Regions from separate parts of the Mus musculus genome. Here all the other regions are linked to region 1. Evidence: chromatin contacts called from ENCODE POLR2A ChIA-PET data. All regions are on one chromosome and are shown on one strand. The core of a region is the stretch at or near the end of the contact, and the rest is flanking DNA. Distances in the headings are between cores, read along the strand shown. Region 1 holds the start of Dus3l (dihydrouridine synthase 3-like (S. cerevisiae)). Region 2 holds the start of Clpp (caseinolytic mitochondrial matrix peptidase proteolytic subunit). Region 3 holds the start of Gtf2f1 (general transcription factor IIF, polypeptide 1).

Region 1 (2,877 bases), core at 146-2,645:
CTCCTGCGGGAAGCCAGCCTGGGTTGCCTTGCACAGAAGAGGACGGAGTTGCTTTGAGGAAGGGATCTTGTTTCTGTCGTTGCCCTTTGCAGCCCTGTTTCTTCCAAGAGCGTGTCCTTATCACAACCCAATTGTAGACGCTACAAAGGAGCCTCAGCCTTAAAATGCATTGTTATTCCCATCTTGCCCAGTAGGGACGGTAGAGAGCAATGGCGCAAACAGGGTGCTATTGTGGTCTAAGGCTAATTAATCGCTTTACCTCTCTGGGCCTGTTTCCCCTTATGTTATACAACCAGCAGAGTCTAGTTCGTGCGTTGCGGGACAGCCTGGGCTACAGGGTGAGACCCCCATCTCCATGAATTAAATAAATTTAAATACTGATTGGTTTGACTTGGCTTTGGTTGAGACATGTAGCTCAGGCTGGCCTCAAACACCAGGACTGCCAGGGCTATACAGAGAAACCCTGTCTCGACCCCCTCCCCCCCCCCCAAAAAAAAAAAAACCAAAACAAAAACAAAACACTACCTCCCGATCCACCCAAGTGCTGTTCTTACATGTTTAAGCACATTTTTATTAAAATAGTAATTGCAGGATCGGAGAAGTGCCTGATGTCAGGCTCAAGGGGCTGAGTTCAATCCCGGGACCGACATGGGGATGCAGGGACCCCCGCCCCCCATTGTCATATGACCTCCACATAAGGGTGACACACAGGAGACCCACACACACACAATAGATGAGTAAATGTCACTTTCAAAGTAACGCTGGCACACACCTTTAATCCCAGCACTTGGGAGGCAGAGGCAGGAGGATTTCTGAGTTTGAGGCTTGCCTGGGCTACATAGTGAGACGCTGTCTCAAAAAAAAAAAAAAAAAGAAAAAAGAAAAGAAAAGGCAGTACAATAAAAATAATTCAAATTGCCACGCGTTTATGGGCCACAGTGGCTCACGAAGGGCACTGTCAAAGGACAGCGTGTCCCCGTGAAGTCATTTGATCCTTCAAAGCTGTTGGTATTTTTTGTTTGTCTTCTGAGACACGGTTTCTCTGAGTAGCTCAGGCTGTTCTGGACCTCACTCTATAGACCAGGCTGGCCTCGAACTCATGATTCACCTGACTCGATCTCCCCAGTGCTGGGATTAAAGGCGTGCGCAACACCGCTCGGGCTGCGGTTTTTTATTATAAAATAACAGACTCGTTTGTAAAAGGGACAGAAGCAGAGTAGGTGAGTGTGAGCTGCACCCACACCCACACCCCCAGATTCACTTCCACGGATCAAGAGTGACCCACGGATGACCGACAAGAACCCCTCCGGGACCCTTGAGCACTTCCGTTTCCTGCGCAGCCTTGGCCCCCCCCCCCCCCGCCCCCACGGTCGTGCGCACGCGCGCCTTAGCAGCATTGCTGTAGTCTGAGCGTGCGCATTTCTTTCTGTAGGCTCCAGAGGACACGAGCGACCCGGAAGACTTTCCTGCCACACTCCAGAGCTGGTGTGAGGGGCATCGATGGCGGAGACGGCAGCGGAGAGCGGTGGTGGCGGTGACTCCGGGGTTGGCGCGTGCGAACGGGGGGTGGCGCCCATTAAAGCTCAGTGAGTCGCTGGCGCCCGTCAGCGAAGCTGATGTGGCCTTCCCGGCGTCCGTGGCGGGTGCGAGTGGTGCATGCTGGGAGGTGTGGCGGCATCCTGGAGAGCGGCATCCCGGAGGCGCCAAAGTCTTTACCTACCTTCTGCTGACACACGAGTGTAACATGTGTTGGTTGTCACAAGCCATGAGGCCGGCTGTGCACATAGGCAGCTTTGGGGAACCAGAAGCAGGGCCCGAGGTGCATGGTGGGGCTTGTAGTCTCCACGAGGGAAAAAAAAATGGCTCGCAGCGAAAGACCTGGGAAGGGTGGTAGCTTGAGTCTCGCTGCCAAGCATGCTGGGGTTTGTAGTTCCTTCGTAGCCTACCAAGGATATTGATATTTGTGTGTCGCAACCCTTAAGGCAATTCAGTTCTCAGAGCAGAGACACAAATGGCTCCTTCAAGTGTAAAACAGGTGTCCCCGTGGCACTGGGTGAAAACTGGCTGGTTCTAAGTAGGGAAAGCTTCCTGCAAGCAGGAGCACGTGAGCTTGGCATTAGCCCCCAAGCCCCTTTCCCTGTGCACATCGAGCCTCTCCCGCTCTGGCAGGTACCGCACAACCAAAGAACGGTTCCACGAATATCTGGATGGAGACAAGCAGGAGGGTGCATGCCAGGAAGTGCCCACAGGAGACCCAGCTGAGCCAGGGGCCAAAAGAATTCGCCTGGAAGATGGGCAGGAAAATGGGAAGACAGAGGTGGCAATTGAATCCCGTGAAAGGCAGGTGCCCAAGAGGGCCCGTGGCCAAAACAAAAGCCGGCCCCATGTGAAGCCAGCACACTACGACAAGGACAGGCTCTGCCCGTCCTTCCTCCAGGTGAGGGGTGGCTCTACAGGCTTGGCTTAAAGTCTGAAGATGCTGTGCTGTGACAAATATATATGACCCTTGACCTACAGGGACTCGACCTAGTAGTGCCTTGCCTTGGCCCCTGGTGCTGCCTTCAAAGTCATTGACCCTCAGCCTATCTACACATCACACTTGAATTTATTTATTTTTGGTTTTTTTGAGACAGGGTTTCTCTGTGTAGCCCTGGCTGACCTGGAACTCACTCTGTAAACTAGGCTGGTCCTGAACTCAGAGAGCACTCCCAAGTTCTGGGATTAAAGATGTGCTCAGCTATTTCAATTTACCTTTTTTTTTTAAAAAGATTTATTTATTTATTTATTTATTTATTTATTTATTTATTTATTATATGTAAGTACACTGTAGCTGTCCTCAGACACTCCAGAAGAGGGAGTCAGATCTCGTTACAGATG
Region 2 (2,700 bases), core at 81-2,580, 230 kb after region 1:
TCAGCAACTGAGTCTTGTCATCTAATTATGGTGAGCAACCCAGAGTAATGACAAGAGCCTGTGTCGTTTGGAGAGCTCTAGGGAAAAACATCTCTGGCTTTTGATGGTCATGTCTGGCTTTTATGCAATTTAAAGGTACAAGTCTCCAGTTACGCAAGTGTATCTTCCTCAGGGAACATGGCAACCGCTTTAAGTAATGCTTACATCAGGCGACAATTAAGAAAGTTCCAGAATGTGCCTGAGGTGGTAGCAGAGCATGATGTCTCAGCCCGATACAGATGTATTGTAAAGGAGCCTAGCACAGGGCAGAGGGGAGTGACACGTGGGAAAAAGTGTGGCTGCTAAAAAGAGTTGCACTGACTGCTCTTCCCAAGGTCCTAAGTTCAAATCCCAGCAACCACATGGTGGCTTACAACCACCCTTAATGAGATCTGACGCCCTCTTCTGGTGCATCTGAAGACAGCTACAGTGTACTTATGAATAATAATAAATAAATCTATATCTAAATATCTATATCTATATTATTTTTTTAAAAGAGTTGCAGGGAAGACAAAGAAGATGAATGCAGAGGTGATTGCCTGACTGTCGCAGGTTCAATGGCTCAGTTTCACCTCTTCCAAGAGCCTCCAGCTGCAACGTAGGCACAGACGAGGCAGGTATGGCGGTGGGGGGAGCTCCCAGAATCTTGGTCTTACGGCGACAGATCGAGATGGCGGGCACAGTATTTCTCAAGGTATAGGACCATGCACATGGACAGTAGGCACTGTCTACCTACCCTCCAGTTTTACTTGGACAAAAAAGGAACGCTTCTAGAAAGCTGGACGCCCTCTGAAAACGAATACAGGTGTAGCGAACGTCCAGAACTTGTGGCAAGATCCAGGCCTCCTCTCCTATCTCAGTGTTCACAATGCCCTAAACTACATTGTTCAATAAATCCCCTGGCGATTCCTGGTCTAAGTCCTGTCCCAGAGACACTCTCCTCCTTTCTCTAGCGAGCCTATACGGGAGTCAGGGGTCGCAAAGCAGCTGGGAATTGTAGTTCTGGAAGATCAATTGGTTACAGGCCAGCACGTGGACCTGATTGCTGCGGGACGATGGTGGTGGGCTGGTGCGTCCCCTAAGCCTCTTCTCACCCTTTGGTGAGCACCTCCGTGAGCTTCTTCCCGCGTGGGCACCGGGAACAGCGCAACCTCGTCCGAGAACTTCCATGGGACTAATACGCGGGTTTTTCTTATTTATTCGAACGCCTACCTCTAACGAGGACCCCACCCACAGACTTATCCCCGCCTTCTTCAGTTCCGCTTATTCTGTTCTCGGAAGTGGATGAGCCAGTGACTCCCGCAAAGCACGCCGGGTGTTGTAGTTCCGGAAGCCAAGCCGGAGTGCGCGTCGTCATGTGGCCCAGAGTGCTGCTGGGGGAGGCCCGGGTGGCTGTGGACGGATGTCGCGCTCTGTTGTCTCGCCTTGCCGTGCATTTCTCCCCGCCATGGACTGCTGTGAGCTGCTCACCCCTGCGGAGGAGCCTGCATGGAACTGCGACGCGAGCTTTCCCGCTCATCCCCATAGTGGTGGAGCAGACGGTACGGTGACCTGATGGGGACATGGCGCGGAGGCTTGTAGTCGGTCGGCGTGCAAGGGAGGATGACCTTTCACATCTTCTTTTCCCACGAAGGGTCGAGGCGAGCGCGCTTATGACATATACTCGAGGCTGTTGCGGGAACGCATCGTGTGCGTCATGGGCCCGGTGAGCGACCCCGGTCCTTCCCGGGCACACCTTGTTGTCTCACCAACATTTATCCTTTGTCAAGCTCTGTGTCATATAACCCCCTCTTCCCCCTCATCCTTGGTGACCTCCTAGACCCTAGGCCCTAGACCCTGACCTTAAACATTCTTTAAAAAAAAAAAAAAAAAACTTGAGCAAAATTTTTGCTTTGTAGTACAGGCTAGCCCCTACCTTTCCATCGTCCTGCCATAGCTTCCCAAACGTTGGAATGTAAAATGTGCATTCTTACCATAGTCTGCTGTTGTCAGCCATTCTTTGTTTCAGTTTATCCTTTGGTCTTCTGAGTCAGGGTCCCAGGCTGGCCTTGAACTCCCCATGTAGCTGACAGGACATTTGAGGGAGGGATGAGGTTCCTAAACCAGACCAGGTGTAGGCAGTGCTTAAACCCAGGGCCTTTTGCCTGCTAGGAGAGCACTCCGTCCCAGTCTTGTCCCCAGCTTAGGGTCTTCCACTATCTGGGGCTTCCCCAGCCATCTCTTCCTGTGCTGGAAATTCCTGGTTCCCAGGGCCTCAACTCCTTAAGCCTCTATCCATCCCACCTTCAACCTGAGGATACCTCTGCTCTCCCCACCTGCAGATTGACGACAGTGTGGCCAGTCTGGTCATTGCCCAGCTGTTGTTCTTACAGTCTGAAAGCAACAAGAAGCCCATTCATATGTATATCAACAGCCCAGGTAAGCCAGGACAGCCTGGTTGTGGGGTCAGAGATAGCCCCTTTGGGGAAGACATGCAGCCTTGTGCCTCCTACAGAATCTAAAATTTAAAATCGCTCAAAGCAGGGTATGGTAGTGCACACATTTAATTCCTGCACTTGGGAGGCAGAGGCAGGCTGATTTCTGAATTCGAGACCAGCCTGGTCTACAGAGTGAGTTCCAGGATAGCCAGAGCTACACAGAGAAGAACTCTTATCTCGAAAA
Region 3 (2,718 bases), core at 201-2,700, 250 kb after region 1:
AATTCTGGGAACTCATAAAAGACTCCAGAGCAATGGTTCTAAAGCTCTGACCCTCTAATACATCTCCTCATGCTGCGGTGACCCAATCATAAAATTATTTTTGTTTAGTTCACAACTGTAAGCTATAAATGGTCATGTAAATATCTGTGTTTTCCGATGGTCTTAGGCAACCTGCAAGTTGAGAACCACGCTCTAGTTTTTCAGGGGTTTTGTTTTGTTTTGTTTTAAAGAATCAAGATCCATCTCATCCAACCCAACCCCATCAGATAAAGATCCACAGACACTAGGCTCTCTTACAGCATCACATACAGAAAGAGTGAGAGCGAGAGCAAGAGCGAGAGTGAGAGAGGAGAGACAAGAGAGAACATTCATACACATAGATAATAAATTAAATCTTCAAGAAACAAAGGGACCACCAGGCAGAGTTGGCACATGCCTTTAATCCCAGCACTTGGGAGGCAGAGGCAGGTGGATTTCTGAGTTCGAGGCCAGCCTGGTCTACAAGGTGAGTTCCAGGACAGCCAGGGCTACACAGAGAAACCCTGTCTCGAAAAACCAAAAGAGAAAAAAAGAAAAAAGGAACCAAAAGTGCGGAGGACCCCTATGTAGAAAGAAGGGCAGGCAGGCAAGGGTCTTAATGGATCTGAGTGGGTTCAAAGCCAGCCTGATCAAACCATCTGAACTACACAGTAAGACTCTTGTCTTCAAAATAAACAAAACTTAAGAGGGGGCTGGGTGTGGCTCGGTGGTGGAGTACTTGCCTAGCATGTACCCACCTAAAATAAAGTTAGAAGTTGAGGGACATGGCACTTGGCACAAAAAAACAGGATGTATACCACCTGTGACCAGTTTGGGGTTTTCTTTTATTTTGGGACAGGACCCGACTATGTAGCCCTGGCTGTCCTGGAACTCACTATACAGACCTGGCTGGCTGCGAACTCACAGAAATTCTCTTACATCTGCTTCCCAAGTGCTGAGATTAAAGGCAGTCACCATGTCTGACCTGACCCGTCTGACTCAGGGCAAAGTCACCGACCCCTGACATTAACTACCAAGGGGTAACTGTTACTGTGTCTTGGACGGGGTGGCAGGGGAACACAGGGCCGAGGTTCTGGAGTGTGGGTGGACGGGGACTTACTTGGGGACTCGGACGACGTACTCGGTGACATTCTGGCTGCTGGAGCCCTGCAAGAGAGCAGGGGTCTGTAAGGCGAGGAGAGGGCGCGGGGTCTGTTCTGCGACACCTCTGTCCCCACCTCATTCATACTCACTAGAGCCGCCATGGCCGTTGCTCAAGCTGCTCCCGGTCGGCCTGACGGGATGAACTTCGTTGTGTCCCTCGGCTCCAGGAAAGGGAAGGCACCTTTCCTGGTTGTCACGTTAGTGTGATGCTGTGCTTTGGATTTCCAAATCCTTAAGTCTCGGAGAATGCTGGAAGACGAGAAAAAGAGACCTAACTCTCTGCGCATGCGTTAGAGCCTGACCCGGAAGTTGAGCTGCCACACCGAGAAGAGCGCAGCCGCTGTAACTACTCTAGATCACCAGCTTCGGAGAGAAAGCCACCTTTTGGCGGCGTTCTCTGTTTATATACCACGGAAAAGTCACGTGTAGACACGCCCGTCGTGACGTCACGACGCAGGCACCGCGGAGCATCCTGGGTAGGGTGGAAATGGAGTCTCCTGGTAGACGCGAACTCGATCCTCTTGCGCAAGCGTAAATGTGTCCAAGAAGCGGGAACGGAGGCCGAGTTGCCATGGCAACCGAGGCCCACTCTGTGGGGTGGCTTCTTCGGCTCTTCTGGGGCGGGTCTGAGGTTCAGTTTTCTGTGTCCTGGGATATGGGGATCCCGAGGATCTTGCAAAATGAGTCCCTTGTGACGTAGAGCGGAGCCGGGGACTCGGTGCAGGGTGGAGACAGGGCCCCAGCGTACCCCGGCATTGCGGGCGGGATGGGTCTGTGCGAGTCCACGCTGCCCCAGCTGGGCAGAGCTTTGAGGCCCCAGGAGAAGGGTAACGACGTGGGGTGGTTGGTTTACATGGGCCAACGAAAGGGGGAGATGGGCAAGTATCCCCACTACCTGGGGGTGTACACCAACCCCTGCACGGAAGGAACGCATCTGCGCATGCTCCCACCTCACTGTTGGTTGATGCCTTTGGCATATAACTTGAGTAGAGGAGCCAGTGTCGGAAATGGAAAGTACTATTCTCTGGGGACAAATCAGAGAAAGGGAGCCTACGGGATGCAAAGGAGTTGGTTAAGCAGAGGGGCAAGGGAGGCACAGGCATTGAACTTGAGAGGAATGAGATAGGCTGATTCCATGACTGTCTTTGCATAAACAACTGACTCCACAGATGTGTCTAGTAGGGGAGGCATTCATTTCTCCGCCTTCAGGGAGTGCGCCTTAAGTTACAGAGGCTGGCTAGGAAGACCAAAGTGAACTGAAAGGGACAAAGAACGAGGGCTGACTGCGGAGGAGAGGAAAGGGCAGAGAGGTCTTATCCCAACTCAGAGGTTGTGTGACTAGAGGCACAAGCAGGCAGCATAGAAAGGACCGCATGGTGGGCGGAGCAGGGTGCTACTGGGTGAGTTTGAGGGCCCTCTTCTTTATCTGTAAAATGGGGTGATGGAGTCACTAAGGCACTTCATGGAGGTCTGTGCAAATGGCTCAGGAAAATCCCCACAGGGGGATGCTTCAACGTGAGTCCAGGATTTCTTATA

The links. ChIA-PET counts read pairs that join two places held with the same protein, here RNA polymerase II (POLR2A).
Region 2: POLR2A ChIA-PET joins it to region 1 with 27 read pairs in Patski. The contact joins the promoter of Clpp here to the promoter of Dus3l in region 1. POLR2A ChIA-PET finds 5 or more read pairs at or near these places in 3 of 5 experiments (Patski and embryonic stem cell).
Region 3: POLR2A ChIA-PET joins it to region 1 with 10 read pairs in embryonic stem cell. The contact joins the promoter of Gtf2f1 here to the promoter of Dus3l in region 1. POLR2A ChIA-PET finds 5 or more read pairs at or near these places in 4 of 5 experiments (Patski and embryonic stem cell).

Annotation. Positions count from the first base shown.
Region 1 is chr17:56,763,356-56,766,232 of GRCm38, forward strand. Dus3l (dihydrouridine synthase 3-like (S. cerevisiae)) reads left to right here and starts at 1,396. Exons shown (of 13, transcript NM_144858.2): 1 at 1,396-1,586; 2 at 2,170-2,437. The coding sequence starts at 1,501.
Region 2 is chr17:56,988,934-56,991,633 of GRCm38, forward strand. Clpp (caseinolytic mitochondrial matrix peptidase proteolytic subunit) reads left to right here and starts at 1,331. Exons shown (of 6, transcript NM_017393.2): 1 at 1,331-1,580; 2 at 1,673-1,744; 3 at 2,361-2,457. The coding sequence starts at 1,395. Gm33509 (a long non-coding RNA gene) reads right to left here and starts at 990. Exons shown (of 2, transcript XR_385672.4): 1 at 776-990.
Region 3 is chr17:57,009,838-57,012,555 of GRCm38, forward strand. It overlaps Gtf2f1 (general transcription factor IIF, polypeptide 1), which reads right to left and starts at 1,451. Exons shown (of 13, transcript NM_133801.2): 1 at 1,272-1,451; 2 at 1,139-1,185. The coding sequence starts at 1,283.